Regions from separate parts of the Homo sapiens genome. Here region 2 is linked to region 1. Evidence: read pairs that join two places in POLR2A ChIA-PET (ENCODE). Cell type or tissue: CD4-positive, alpha-beta T cell. All regions are shown on one strand. Links, peaks and the distances in the headings refer to the core of each region. The heading gives the core; the rest is flanking DNA.

Region 1 (6,511 bases), core at 2,406-4,905:
TACAAAAATAGCCAGGCATGGTGTGGGGAGCCCGTAATCCCAGCTACTCTGGAGGCTGAGGCAGAGAATTGCTTGAACCTGGGAGGCGGAGGTTGCAATGAGCCCAGATCACACCATTGCACTCCAGCCTGGGCAACAGACCGAGACTCCATCTCAAAAAACAGAAAAGAAAAGAAAAGAAAAAAAAGACACTAAAAAAGGATGGGTGGCTTATGAACAAGTTCATAATAAACAATACACTGAGCGGCCGGGCGCAGTGGCTCACACCTGTAATCCCAGCACTTTTGGAGGCGAGGCAGGCAGATCACTTGAGGCCAGGAGTTCAAGACCAGCCTGGCTAACAGAGTGAAACCCTGTCTCTACCACAAATGAAAAAATTAGCCACATGTGGTGGCACACACCTGTAATCCCAGCCACTCAGGAGGCTGAGGCAGGAGAATCCTTTCCACTTGGGAGGCAGAGGTTGCAATGAGCTGAAATTGTGCCACTGCACTTCAGCCTAAGTGACAGAATGAATGATACTTCGTCTCAAACAAACAAACAAACAAACAATACACTGAGAAGTAGAGATGAATACATTGCTAGCCCAGTGTATCAGTCAGGGTTCCAGAGAAACAGAACCAACAAGATCTCTCTCTCTCCCTGTCTCTGTCTCTATCTATGAATGAAGAGACTTATTATAGGAATTGGCTGATGTGATGATGGAGGCCAAAAAGTCCCATGATCTGTCATTTGGAGATCCAAGTTGGAGAACCAAGAAAGCTGGTAGTGTAATTCAGCCTGAGTCCAAAGTCCTAAAAATCAGGGAGCTGATGGTATAAAGTCCTGGTCCAAGTCCAAAGACCTGAGAACCATGAGTGCTGATATCCACAGAGAGGTGAGATGTACTTCCCAGCTCAAACAGAGAATTTGTCCTCCCTCCACCTTTTTGTTCTATTCCGGCTCTCAATGAGTTAGATGATACCCATGGAATTAGTGAGGACAGATCTTTACTCAGTCTACTGATTCAAATGCTAATCTCTTCCAGAAACACCTCACCGACACACCCAGAAATCATGTTTTACCAGCTATCTGGGCATTTGTTAGCCCAGTCAAGTTGACATGTAAAATTAACCATCACACACGGTAAAATCCAATTTTTGGACACTCATCAGCCCTTTTACTACTATACTGTTATTTTTGAACTATTTATGTAAAAGAATCATATTTTCAGAGGCTTATCCTATCACATACAGGGTCACACTACAGTTTAAGTAGAGTCCTGTTTGTTCACTATTTGCCTTTTTTTTTTTTTTTTTTTGGAGACAGAGTCTCACTCTGTAGCCCAGGCTGGAGTGCAATGGCGTGATCTCAGCTCACTGCAACCTCCACCTCCCAGGTTCAAGTGATTCTCATGCCTCAGCCCCCTGAGTGGCTGGGATTACAGAGCCATCAAACCCGGCTAATTTGTGTATTTTTAGTAGAGGCGGGGTTTCACCATGTTGGCCAGGCTGGTCTTCCTGGCCTCAAGTGATCCACCCGCCTCCACCTCCCAAAGTGCTGGGATTACAGGCATGAGCCACTGTGCCCGGCCAACTTTTGTTTTTTTGAGACAGGGTCTCACTCCATTGCCCAGGCTACAGTGCAGTGGCTTGATCATAGCTCAGTGCAGCCTGGAACTCTTGGGCTCAAGGGATTCTCCTGCCTCAGCCTCCTGAGGAGGTAGGACAACAGGCATGCAACACCATGCCCAGCTTTTTTTTTTTTAAGAGATGGAGTCTTGCTGTGTTTCCCAGGCTGGTCTCAGACTCCTGGCCTCAAGTGATCCTCCTGCCATGGCCTCCCAAACTGTTGGCATTACAGGTGTTAGCCACTGCATCTGGTCACTATTTAACTTTATAATGCTGTTATGATTTGTGGTATTTATATTCCTATGTTCATGATTTTTAAAAAAACTTCAACGGATTTAATATACATAAAATGCACCCTTCTAAAGAATACAATTCTGTGGTTTCTAATATATTCACAGAATTGTGCAAGCATCCTGACTAGTGTTAGAACATTTTCATCCCCACAGAAAGAAACTCTGCATCCCTAAGCATTGACTCCCTATTTCTCCCTCTGCCTTACAGTCCCTGGCAATTACTAATCTACTTTCTGTTTCTATGGATTTGCTTATTCTGGACATTTCATTTAAATGTAGTCACACAATATGTGGTCTTTTCTATCTGACCTCTTTTTTTTTTTTTTTTTTTTTTTTTTTGAGACTGAGTCTCACTCTGTCGCCCAGGCTGGAGTGCAGTGGCGTGATCTGGGCTCACTGTAAGCTCCGCCTCCCGGGTTCACACTATTCTCCTGCCTCAGCCGCCCGAGTAGCTGGGACTATAGGCGCCTGCCACCACGCCCGGCTAATTTTTTTTTATTTTTAGTAGAGACAGGGTTTCACCATGTTGGCCAGGCTGGTCTTGAACTCCTGACCTCGTGATCCACCCGCCTCGGCCTCCCAAAGTGCTGGGATTACAGGCGTGAGCCACCATGCCTGGCCGTTTTTTTCTGGAGATGGAGTCTTGCTCTGTCGCCCAGGCTTGAGTGTAGTGGCGTGATCTTGGCTCACTGCAACCTCTGCCTCCTGAGTTCAAGCGATTCTCCTGCCTCAACCTCCTGAGTAGCTGGGACTACAGGTGTGCATCACCATGCCTGGCTAATTTTTGTATTTTTAGTAGACACGGGGTTTCACCATATTGGCCAAGCTGGTCTCAAACTCCTGACCTTGTGATCTGCCCGCCTCAGCCTCCCAAAGTGCAGGGATTACAGGCTAGAGCCACTGCTCCCGGCCTCTATCTGACCTCTTTAAGTTAGCATGATGATTTCAAAATTCATCCATATTGCAGTATGTGACTTCCTTCCTTTTTACGGCCTAGTATTGTTCAGTGTAGGGATATAACACATTTTTGTTAATTTGTGCATCCTGGATGTTTGTATTGCTTCCAGTTTTGGCTATTTTGAATAATGCTACTATGAACATTCATGTACAAGTTTTTTTGTGGACATGTGTTTTCATTTCTCTTGGCTATATATCTATGAGTGCAATTGCTGGGTCATATAGTAACTCTATGTTTAACATTTTGAAGAACACCTAACTTGTTTTCCATAGTGACTGTACCATTAACAATTCCACCAGCAATGTACAAGGGTTACAATTTGTCCACATTTTCATCAACACTTGTTATTGTCTCTTTTCTATTTTAGCCATCCTTGTAAGTATAAAGTGTCATCTCACTGTGAGGGTTTTTTTTTTTTTTTTTTTTTGGTACAGCTTTATTGAGATATAATTTACCTACATACTGAGATATAATTTACCCATTTAAAGTATACAATTAAATGGTTTTTACTACATTCACAGTTGTGCAACATCATTGCAATCAATTTTAGAACATTTTCATCATCCACAAGAGAAACGTCATACCCTTTAGCAATCTCGTTGAGGTTTTCATTTACATTTCCCTAATATGTAATAACATTGAACATCTTTTCATGTGCTGCTTGGCCACTTGTATACCTTCTTTGGAAAAATGTCCATTCAAATCTTTTGACCATTTTAAGTTTTTTTTTTAATTGTTGAGTTGTAAGACTCTTTATATATTTTAAATACAAATCCCTTAATAGATATATGATTTGCAAATGTTTTCTCTCATTTTGTGGGTTGTCTTTTCTTTTCACTTTCATGATAGTGTCCTTTGAAACAGGTCATGCTCTGTCACCCAGGCTGGAGTGTAGTGGTGTGATTATGACTCACTGCAGCCGTGACCTCCTGGGTTCAAATGACCCTCCCACCTCAGACAGCACCACCCAGCCCCCAACCCCCAGTAGCTGAGATCACAGACATGCACCACCATACCCAGCTAACTGTTAATTTGTTTTGGTTGAGATGGGGGTCCCCATATGTTGCTCAGGCTGTTCTGGAACTCTTGGGCTCAAGGAATCCTCTAGCCTGGCCCTCCCAAAGTGCTGGGATTACAGGCATGAACTACCTACCATGCCCAGCCTGATAGAGGCTTCACAGCACAATTTTTTTTTTTTTTTTTTTTTTTGAGACAGAGTCCTGCTCAGTCACTCAGGCTGAAGTGCAGTGGCACAATCTTGGCTCACTGCAACCTCCACCTCCCGGGCTCAAACCATTCTCCTGCCTCAGCCTCCCGAATAGCTGGGATTACAGGTGCCCACCACCATGCCCGGCTAATTTTTGTGTGTGTGTGTGTTTTTTTTTTTTTTTTTTTAGTAGAGACGTGGTTTCACCATGTTGGCCAGGCTGGTCTTGAACTCCTGACCTTAGGCAATCCGCCCATCTCAGCCTCCCAAAGTGCTGAGATTACAGGCGTGAGCCACCACGTCTGGCCTGTAGCACAATTTTTAATTGTAAAAAAGCTTAACAGTTATTTTTCCTTTTGTCATGTATACTTCTGGTGTCATATCTAAAATACCATTGCCTAATCCAAGGTTATATTTTCTTCTAAGAATTTTATAGTTTTAACTCTTATATTTAGGACCAGATTTATTTATTTATTTTATTTTATTTTATTTATTTATTTTTTGCGACGAAGTCTCACTCCTGTGGCCCAGGCTGGAGTGCAATGGTGTGATCTCAGCTCACTGCAACCTCTGCCTCCTGGGTTCAAGTGATTCTCCTGCCTCATCCTCCTGAGTAGCTGGGATTACAGGCTCCTGCCATCATGCCCAGCTAATTTTTGTATTTTTAGTAGAGACGGGGTTTCACTATGTTGGCCAGGCTGGTCGCGAACTCCTGGCTTCCGGTGATCCACCTGCCTGGGCCCACTAAAGTGCTGGGATTACAGGTGTGAGCCACCATGCTTGACCCAGAATTTATTTTAAGTTAATTTTTGCCTGTGGTGTGAGATAGGAGTCCATATCCATTTTTTTGCTTGTGGATATCCAGTTGACCCAGCACCATTTGTTAAAAAGGCTATTCTTTCCCCCATTGAATGGTCTTGGCACCCTTGCTGAAAATCAATTGACCAAAAATAGTAGGGTTTATTTCTGAATGTTCAATTCCATTCCATTGATCTATATGTCTATCCCTATGCTATTAGCACCCTCTTGATTACTGTAACTTTATACTAGGTTTTGAAATCAGGAAACATGAATCCTTCAACTTTGTTCTTCTTTTTCAAGGTTGTTTTTGGCTTTTCTGAGTCTCTTGCATTTCCATATGGATATTAGGATTAGTATATCAACTTCCACAAGAAAAGATGCTAGTATTTTGATAGGAATTGCATTAAATATATAGATTAGTTTGAAGTATTGGCATCTTACAATATCAAGTCTTCTGATCCATGAACATGGGATGTCTAGGTTTTCTTTAATTTCTTTCAATAGTGTTTTGTAGTTTTCAGTGTACAAGTCTTGCACTTCTTTGGTTAAACTGATTCCTAAGTAGTTTATTTATTCTTTTTGATGCCATTATAAATGAAATTGTTTTCTTAATTTCATCTTTGGATTGTTGTTTGCTAGTGTATATAAATAAAATTAATTTTTGCATGTTGCTTTTGTATCTGGCAACCTTACTGAACTTGTTTATTAGTTTTAATAGGTTTATAATGGATTCCTTAAGGTTTTCTATACGTAAAAGTAAATCATGTCATCTACAAATAGAGATAGTCTTATTTCTCTCTTTCCTATCTGGATGTCTTTTTTTTTTTTCTTATCTAATTGACCTGACTGGAATATCCAGCACAATGTTTAATAGAAAGTGAACATTCTGGCCAGGCACGGTGGCTCACACCTGTAACCCCAGCACTTTGGGAGGCTAAGGCAGGTGGATCACAAGGTCAGGAGATCGAGACCATCCTGGGCAACATGGTAAAACCCTGTCTCTACTAAAAATACAAAAATTAGCCGAGCATGGTGGCGTGCGCCTATAGTCCCAGCTACTCAGGAGGCTGAGGCAGGAGAATCGCTTGAACCTGGGAGGTGGTGGTTGCAGTGAGCTGAGATTGCACCACTGCACTCCAGCCTGGGTGACAGAGCAAGACTCCATCTCAAATAAACAAACAAACCAAAGGAAAAAAAAAAGGAAAGTGAACATTCTTGGTTTGTTCCTGATTTTAAGGGAGCTTTCAATCTTTCACTATTAAGCATTATATTAACTGTGGGTTATATGAATATTTTAATGAACTACTTTTGAGCTACTAGTCCTTTTTTTAAAAATTGGAAATATGATGCACTGTGATAGTAATATTGAAAATGAAAATTTAATCATGGTCCAGTCAGAGGTTTTAGTTGGAAGTAACAGAAACTAACTCTAGCTTATTTAAGCATGAAGGAAGTTTACTGATGACATATTGTAGAGGAGGAGAAAGAAACAGGTTCAGTGAAGGATTGGAACAAGAAGGTCCCAGTAGCAACTAAGACCACAGGCTAAACATTGCCATAAACCCATCCAGGAAGACCATTACTGATGAACCACTAAATGCCACAGCTTGGAATGGGGGCCTCAAAACACTGAATACTGCCC
Region 2 (6,511 bases), core at 2,269-4,768, 1.8 Mb after region 1:
TGCCATGTTGTCCAGGCTGGTCTCGAACTGCTGGGCTCAAATGATCCTCTTGCCTCCTAAAGTGCTGGGATTGCAGGTGTGAGTCACAGCGCCCAGCGGGATTTGTTTTTTTATGGCTATTTCAGTAAGCAACATGTTGACATGAGCAATTTGGATAACTTCTTTGAATTACGTTACTGTTTTATACACACAGTATTTTTGGAAGTTGGACACTGGGGAAAGTCCTGGTGGATTTGTAATTTGTGTAACTCCACAGGAAGTTTCACAGGGCTCTTATTTCACTACGAGCCCATTCTAATGTTGACCCTGTCGCAGGCCTTACTTTATATAAATTATGCTTCCCTTAAAAGATTGGGACTCACTGTTCTGGTTCACTCACTCCAGCCAAAACTTGAGGGTCTGAAGTTTAGGCTGTACCTCTGGAACTTGTCTTTGTTCATGAAGACAAAAAATGCTTAAATCACTTTGATCTGAGTAGCTCCATGGGGTCTGATTAACTCCACATGGGTGCCAACTGAACTGTCCCACACAAACCCCCACTCCCATCACAGTGTTTTATTTTTTATTTTTGTATTTTTTGTAGAGACGGGGTTTTGCCATGTTGTCCAGGCTAGTCTCAAACTCCTGAGCTCAACTGATCCGCCCACCTCGGCTTCCCAAAGCGCTGGGATTTACAGGCATGAGCCACTGTGCCTGGCCCCATCACAGTGTTTTATATTGGGTATTTCAGAACCTCTTGCCCACAGAGAAATGGGCAGAGGGGACCACACTATGAGAATTGATTGTATGTGCTCAGAAATGGGATCATGGGCCGGGCGCAGTGGCTTACACCTGTAATCCCAGCACTTTGGGAGCCCGAGGCCGGTGGATTGCCTGAGGACAGGAGTTCAAGACCAGCCTGACCAACATGGTGAAACCTCGCCTCTACTAAAAACACAAAAATTAGCCAGGTGTGGTAGCAGTCTCCTGTAATCCCAGCTACGTGGGAGGCTGAGGCAGAAGAATCGCTTGAACCCAGGAGGAGGAGGTTGCAGTGAGCTGAGACTGGGCCATTGCACTCCAGCCTGGGCAACAAGAGGGAAACTTTTGTCTTAAAAGAAAAAAAAAATGAAATGGGATTACGGTGCCAACATGGTTGCCAGACAGACCAGGCGTCTGCCAGGGAGTGGTTTCATATCAGATGACCTGCTATCTCTGTGAAGTTAATATTGTACCATGGCCTTATCCAGCCCTGCTGCAGTTCTTTACTGTGAGTAATAGGAAGCTGTGAAACAGCACTTTTCATAACACAAATGGCCAGTTACTTGGCCTGTCTCTGTCCCACTGCCATTGCCCAGGCTCTGAGCTGAGTGCGAGTCTCAGCTGGATGTCTGTACTGCCTCCCAGACAGCCTCCTGCGGTTTGTCTTACCTCCTCCAATCCCTCCGCCTCTTTACCACTCGAGTATTTTTATGACACACAAAACCTGCTTTCTTACTCCTCTGCTTACAGTCCTTCAGTGATGCTTCGCACTGCTCAGGAGAAAGTCTGAGCTCCTTTGCTGGAACACAAGGGCCTCCAGATCAGTCCCCTGCCCACTTCTCCAAACCAGGCCCCTGCTGCTTCTCCAGCACCCAGTGTCTAATCTCCTTGGCCTGGAATACGAGGCCTCCAGACTGGGACCCTGCTGCTTCTGCAGCACCTGGTGTCTAAGTGCCTCCTTCTTGATGTCTGCTCTTCAGTCACAAGGAGCTGCTCATCTCTCCCTGAGGACACACGTGCACAAACACACACACATGCACACACAAGTGCACACACAGAGAGGAGCGTGCTCTTCTACTCCTTCTCCCTGCAGTCCCTGGAATGCACCATCTGTCCTAAACCAAAGGCCCACCCCCTCCCTGAAGTCCACCCTGGTCTCACCAATCACAGGTCCGATATGCAAAAACACAGATATAACTTAGAGTGCTCACTCTGTGCCGGGCACGGACTTAAGTACCTCACAGGCATTAGCTCTTTTAATCCTCACAACAACCTTATGAAATAGGTTCTGTGATGAGCTCCATTTTACAGATGAGGAAACTGAGGCTTGGAGATTTAAAGTAACTTGCCTGGTTTCACTTAGCTGCCGGCCCCCTTTTCTCCCCCCAGAACACTGACTACATTTCCTTCATAGCGTGTTAGTGCATTTAATAATTTTCATAACCACCAACTCTAATGATACATGGTGGGAAAGGTCAGTGCCCTCTTGGTTTGTGGTCCCCACAGTCAAGCTCAGGGCCTGGCACCCAGCAGGTGCTCAGTAATGCTGTGACTAAAGCACTGGTCTGTGTTTCTTCAAGGAAGCTCTTTCTTCCTGCATCAAAATCCTCTTGGCTCAGAAGTGGACTCATGGGAAGGGCTACGAGGCTTGTGCCGCAGGGTCCTTCCCTTGTGTGGGGCCCCACTAGCAATGCACACAGATGCTCATCTAGTTTTGTAAAGTAAGATATTATTTTTTGGCCAGGCACGGTGGCTCATGCCTGTAATCCGAGCCTTTGGCAGGCCAAAGTGGTAGGATCGTTTGAGCCCTGGAGTTCAAGGCCAGCCTGGACAACATGAGGAAACCCTGTCTCTACAAAAAATGTAACAATTAGTTGGGCGTGGTGGTGTGCACCTGTAGTACCAGCTATTTGGGAGGCTGAGGTGGGAGTCCTGGAGGTGGAGGCTGCAGTAAGCAGAGATCATGCCACTGCTCTCCAGCCTGGGTGACAGAGCCAGAGTCTGTTTCAAAGACAAAAAAAAAAAAAGAAATTATTTTTCTTAAAGATGCCCCCTATATTTGTAATCTTTAGGGCCCACAAAACCAAGGTCTGTGTGAGAGGCTTGCTGAAAATGCAGCTTTCAGCTGGGCATGGTGGCTCACACTTATAATCCCAGCACTTTGAGAGGCCAAGGTAGGAGGATCACTTGATCCCAGGAGTTTAAGACCAGCCTGAGCAACATAGCAAGACTCTGCATCTACAAAAAAGTAAAAAATTAGCGGGGCGTGGTGGTGCATGTCGCTGGTCCCAGCTACTTGGGAGGCCGAGGTGGGAGGATCACTTGAGCCCGGGAGGTCGAGGCTACAGTGAGCCATGATTGAGCCACTGCACTCCAGCCTGGGCAACAGACCGAGACCCTATCTCAAAAAAAAAAAAAAGAGAATGCACATTTCTAGCCCTACCCCCAAGCACCCAAATCTTGGAAGATTCTTGTCTTACCAAAGTCTGAGCACCACTATGCGAAATGTTTCTTCCCTACCCCAGTGATTTTTCTATTTGCTTTAGGGCTCAAAAGAGTCATTGCAGTGGTGGGGTCAGCTATTAACATCTCTCTTTTCCTGGAAACCAGTTGATGCCTATAAGAGGGGTTTCCTCAGCTCTCTGAATAACTTCAATTTGTTCTTTTTGGGCCAAGCCCTGTGCTGCCTGGTCCTGCTGATGAGAGTTCGGCTAGAGGGAGGGGTGGGGAGGGGCCTGAGCTGGGGGACCAGCAGGGGGGCAGCCTGCAGCCCTGAACCCTAATCCTCGTCACTGTCCCTTCTCTGCCTCATAAAGGTGTTCTTGCTCTTTCTCCTTTCTAGCCAAGTCTCCTCCCTCCACATATGTGTTCTCATCTAGATCAGTTTCGATTCCCGCTGGTGGAAAGCAGCCTCAGGCAGGGCCACTGCGCAGGAAGGGCGGGCCTGGGTGCAGGCGGGGCTCCGGGAGTCACCCCCAGACGCGCGGCTCCCCTTCCTTGTCCTCCGCATGACGCCCGTGCCGGAGCCCACGTGAGCCTTTGCCAAGGAGAGATTCAGAGATATGAGCAGAAAAACTGGAAGATGGACTTCTTCAATAAGGCAGCGGGACGGTTTGGCTGATGGAAGATGTTTCCCGGAAGCCTGTTCACGCTCCACCCTGAAAGTCCCAGGGCCGTGAGAGTCAGCCGGGCCGCCGAGGCGGTGCCCTCCAGGCTGCAGGATGATCCAGGGACTGTTTTCCTCAGCACTGTGTAGGTTTCAGCTTATGAGTTCTGTCCATGTTTTGTGAGATTTATAGCTAAGTATTTACCTTTTCGAATGATTATAAACAACATAGTAGTTTTAATTTTAGTGTCTACTTGTTTTTTGTTACTATATAGAAATACAATCGATTTTCATATATTTATGTTGCATCCTCTGTGCTTCTAAACTCACTAGTTTTGGAAGCTGTTTTTTGTTTTTAGATTCCTTAAAATTTTATATATGGGCAATCATGTCATTTAATAATCAACCTGTATGCCTAAAATAATCAACCTGTATGCCTAAAATAATCAACCTGTATGCCTTTTATTGTAAGAAAATCCCTAAATACTGGGATTACAGGTGGTGAGCCACCGTGTCCAACCTGAAACTTTTTTTTTGGTGATTTCAAATGAACTTGACTTTTACTGTAATTATACCTAAAGTATTTGTAAACAATTGTTTAGAACTTCTATTTGTCATGGACTTTTGAGTTTATTCTTTGGATCATATAAAAAGACTTTTTTTTTTTGTTTTTAAAGTTATAAATCTCTGTATGCACTTTGCTTTTCTTAATTAAACATAATCCAAAGTAAGCTGTGACTCATTTATTTATTTATTTATTTGAGACAGGGTGTCGCTTTGTCACCCAGGCTATGGCTCCATCTTGGCTCACTGCAGCCTCAACCTCCCAGGCTCAAGCAATCTTCCCACCCACCTAGGCCTCCCGAGTAGCTGGGACTACAGGCATGCACCAGCATGCCTAGCTAATTTTTGTATTTTTTGTAGAGACAGGGTTTCTCCATGTTGCCCAGGCTGGTCTCAAGCTCCTGGACTCAATCAGTCCTTCTGCATCGGCCTCTCACAGTGTTGGGATTACAGGCGTGACTTTGCCACCATCCCCGGTTTGTTTTTTTTCAACAGGCAGAGTTTAACTATCACGGAAGCCTCCCGCCTCAGCCTCCCAAAGTGCTGGGAATACAGGTGGAAGCCACTGCACCCATCCAGCTATGATTCTTCGGTAGTGTACAAGATTGTACACTACCAATGTATCTGATTTTCAATTTTTCTTGAAATGTGATGCAAGTGGTGTCAGCCTGCTGATAAGTTAACATTGTTCAGGATGAATCTTCTACAGAAATAATTGCTTTTTTTCCCCAGTATTTAGTACTGAAAGATATTAATGGTAATATATTTCTGGTTTAATATAAATTAAGCATGTTTTCTAGTTGTGCGTGAATGCTGGCTGGCAACTTAGTAAGTTTTGACAGTTGTTTAAATATGTAATGTTAAGCTTAGGTTTTAAAAAAGTAAAACTTATAAAGGAAAATAAAAAGAATCTCAGGATCCCCAAACTCCTTATGCCAAAGAGAAAGTTAAGCCTGGAGGTTGTGCCACACAACACTGCCATGCTTTTGCCAAGTGCAAAGCTGCTACTTCACAAGCTTGTGTGAAAGCATGAAGCATTAGCCAGACCCCCACAGGATGCAAAAGGCCTCAGGCAGCTCCAGATGTTTGCCCCACAAATCAGTCACACTTAAATATTTTGCTGCCTCAAAAACTTTCAAGATGTCAAGATGTATATCCACCCGTAAAATGAGGGCATGTTGATTGTAACTTTAGGTCTGCAATCTAAATGTAGCTCCTGAAACCAATGTTGTTCCTTTCTACACGGATAATGTTGATTCCAAGCTTATCTTTCCAGGTGCAGAACAAAGCGAAGATGAGATTAATCATGCTTCCACCTACCCGGAGACACCTGCACAATTAATTCTTCCTTTACTCCCTTTTTTTCCTTCAGAAGTTCACCTTATCTTATGTAAAATGCAGATCTACTGGGCACTAACTAAAGTCTCACAAGAATATAACCATTCCCTGTCTCACTACTTACCTGCCCCTCATCCTACATGCCTTCCCCACCCCTCTTTTTTTTTTTTGAGATAGAGTTTCGCTCTTGTTGGCCAGGCTGGAGTGCAATGGCGTGATCTTGCCTTACCACAACTTCCGCCTCCCAGGTTCAAGCGATTCTCCTGCCTCAGCCTCCCGAGTAGCTGGGATTATAGGCATGTACCACCACGCCCATCTAATTTTGTATTTTTAGTAGAGATGGGGTTTCTTCATGTTGGTCAGGCTGGTCTCCAACTCCCGACCTCAGGTGATCTGCCTGCCTCGGCCTCCCAAAATGCTGGGATTACAGGCTTGAGCCACCGTGCCTGGCCATGCCTTCCCCTGTTTAAGGATATGTATAAATACTAAATCTCCTTAAAACCTCTTCAGAGAATCCATGCCACAGACTCTTTCTGTGCCTTGTGTTTTTCCTGGGCACTTCCTCAAGCTTGGACTCAATAAACTTTGGCTGATGGAGACTTACCTCAGCCTGTCATTTTTTTTGTTTAACAAACTGATAAACTGCTGTTTATTATTTACTTTTAAAAAAAGAAAATAAATATGAATGTGTTTGGCACATTCAAAAAAATTTAAGAACTGCTTTCAAAAGACGCTGTTGAAAAAATGAAAAGATCGTCACAG

What was found. ChIA-PET counts read pairs that join two places held together with the same protein. Peaks named below come from ENCODE experiments on the same cell type or tissue, not always from the same donor. Only the 100,000 strongest peaks of a DNase experiment are listed, where the experiment ranks them.
Region 2: POLR2A ChIA-PET joins it to region 1 with 5 read pairs; 1 of 35 experiments calls an interaction of 5 or more read pairs at or near these places.

Annotation. Positions count from the first base shown.
Region 1 is chr17:30,348,638-30,355,148 of GRCh38, forward strand. No RefSeq gene overlaps it. Among named protein-coding and RNA genes, the nearest start is that of TMIGD1, 18 kb to the left of the region's middle. In CD4-positive, alpha-beta T cell, for the core only: no CTCF peak of the experiment used is centred there; a DNase peak (open chromatin) is centred at 3,784.
Region 2 is chr17:32,123,877-32,130,387 of GRCh38, forward strand. No RefSeq gene overlaps it. Among named protein-coding and RNA genes, the nearest start is that of RHOT1, 15 kb to the right of the region's middle. RefSeq lists enhancers at 3,517-3,736, 3,797-3,856. In CD4-positive, alpha-beta T cell, for the core only: no CTCF peak of the experiment used is centred there; a DNase peak (open chromatin) is centred at 3,685; H3K4me3 peaks cover 1,661 bases; H3K27ac peaks cover 1,892 bases.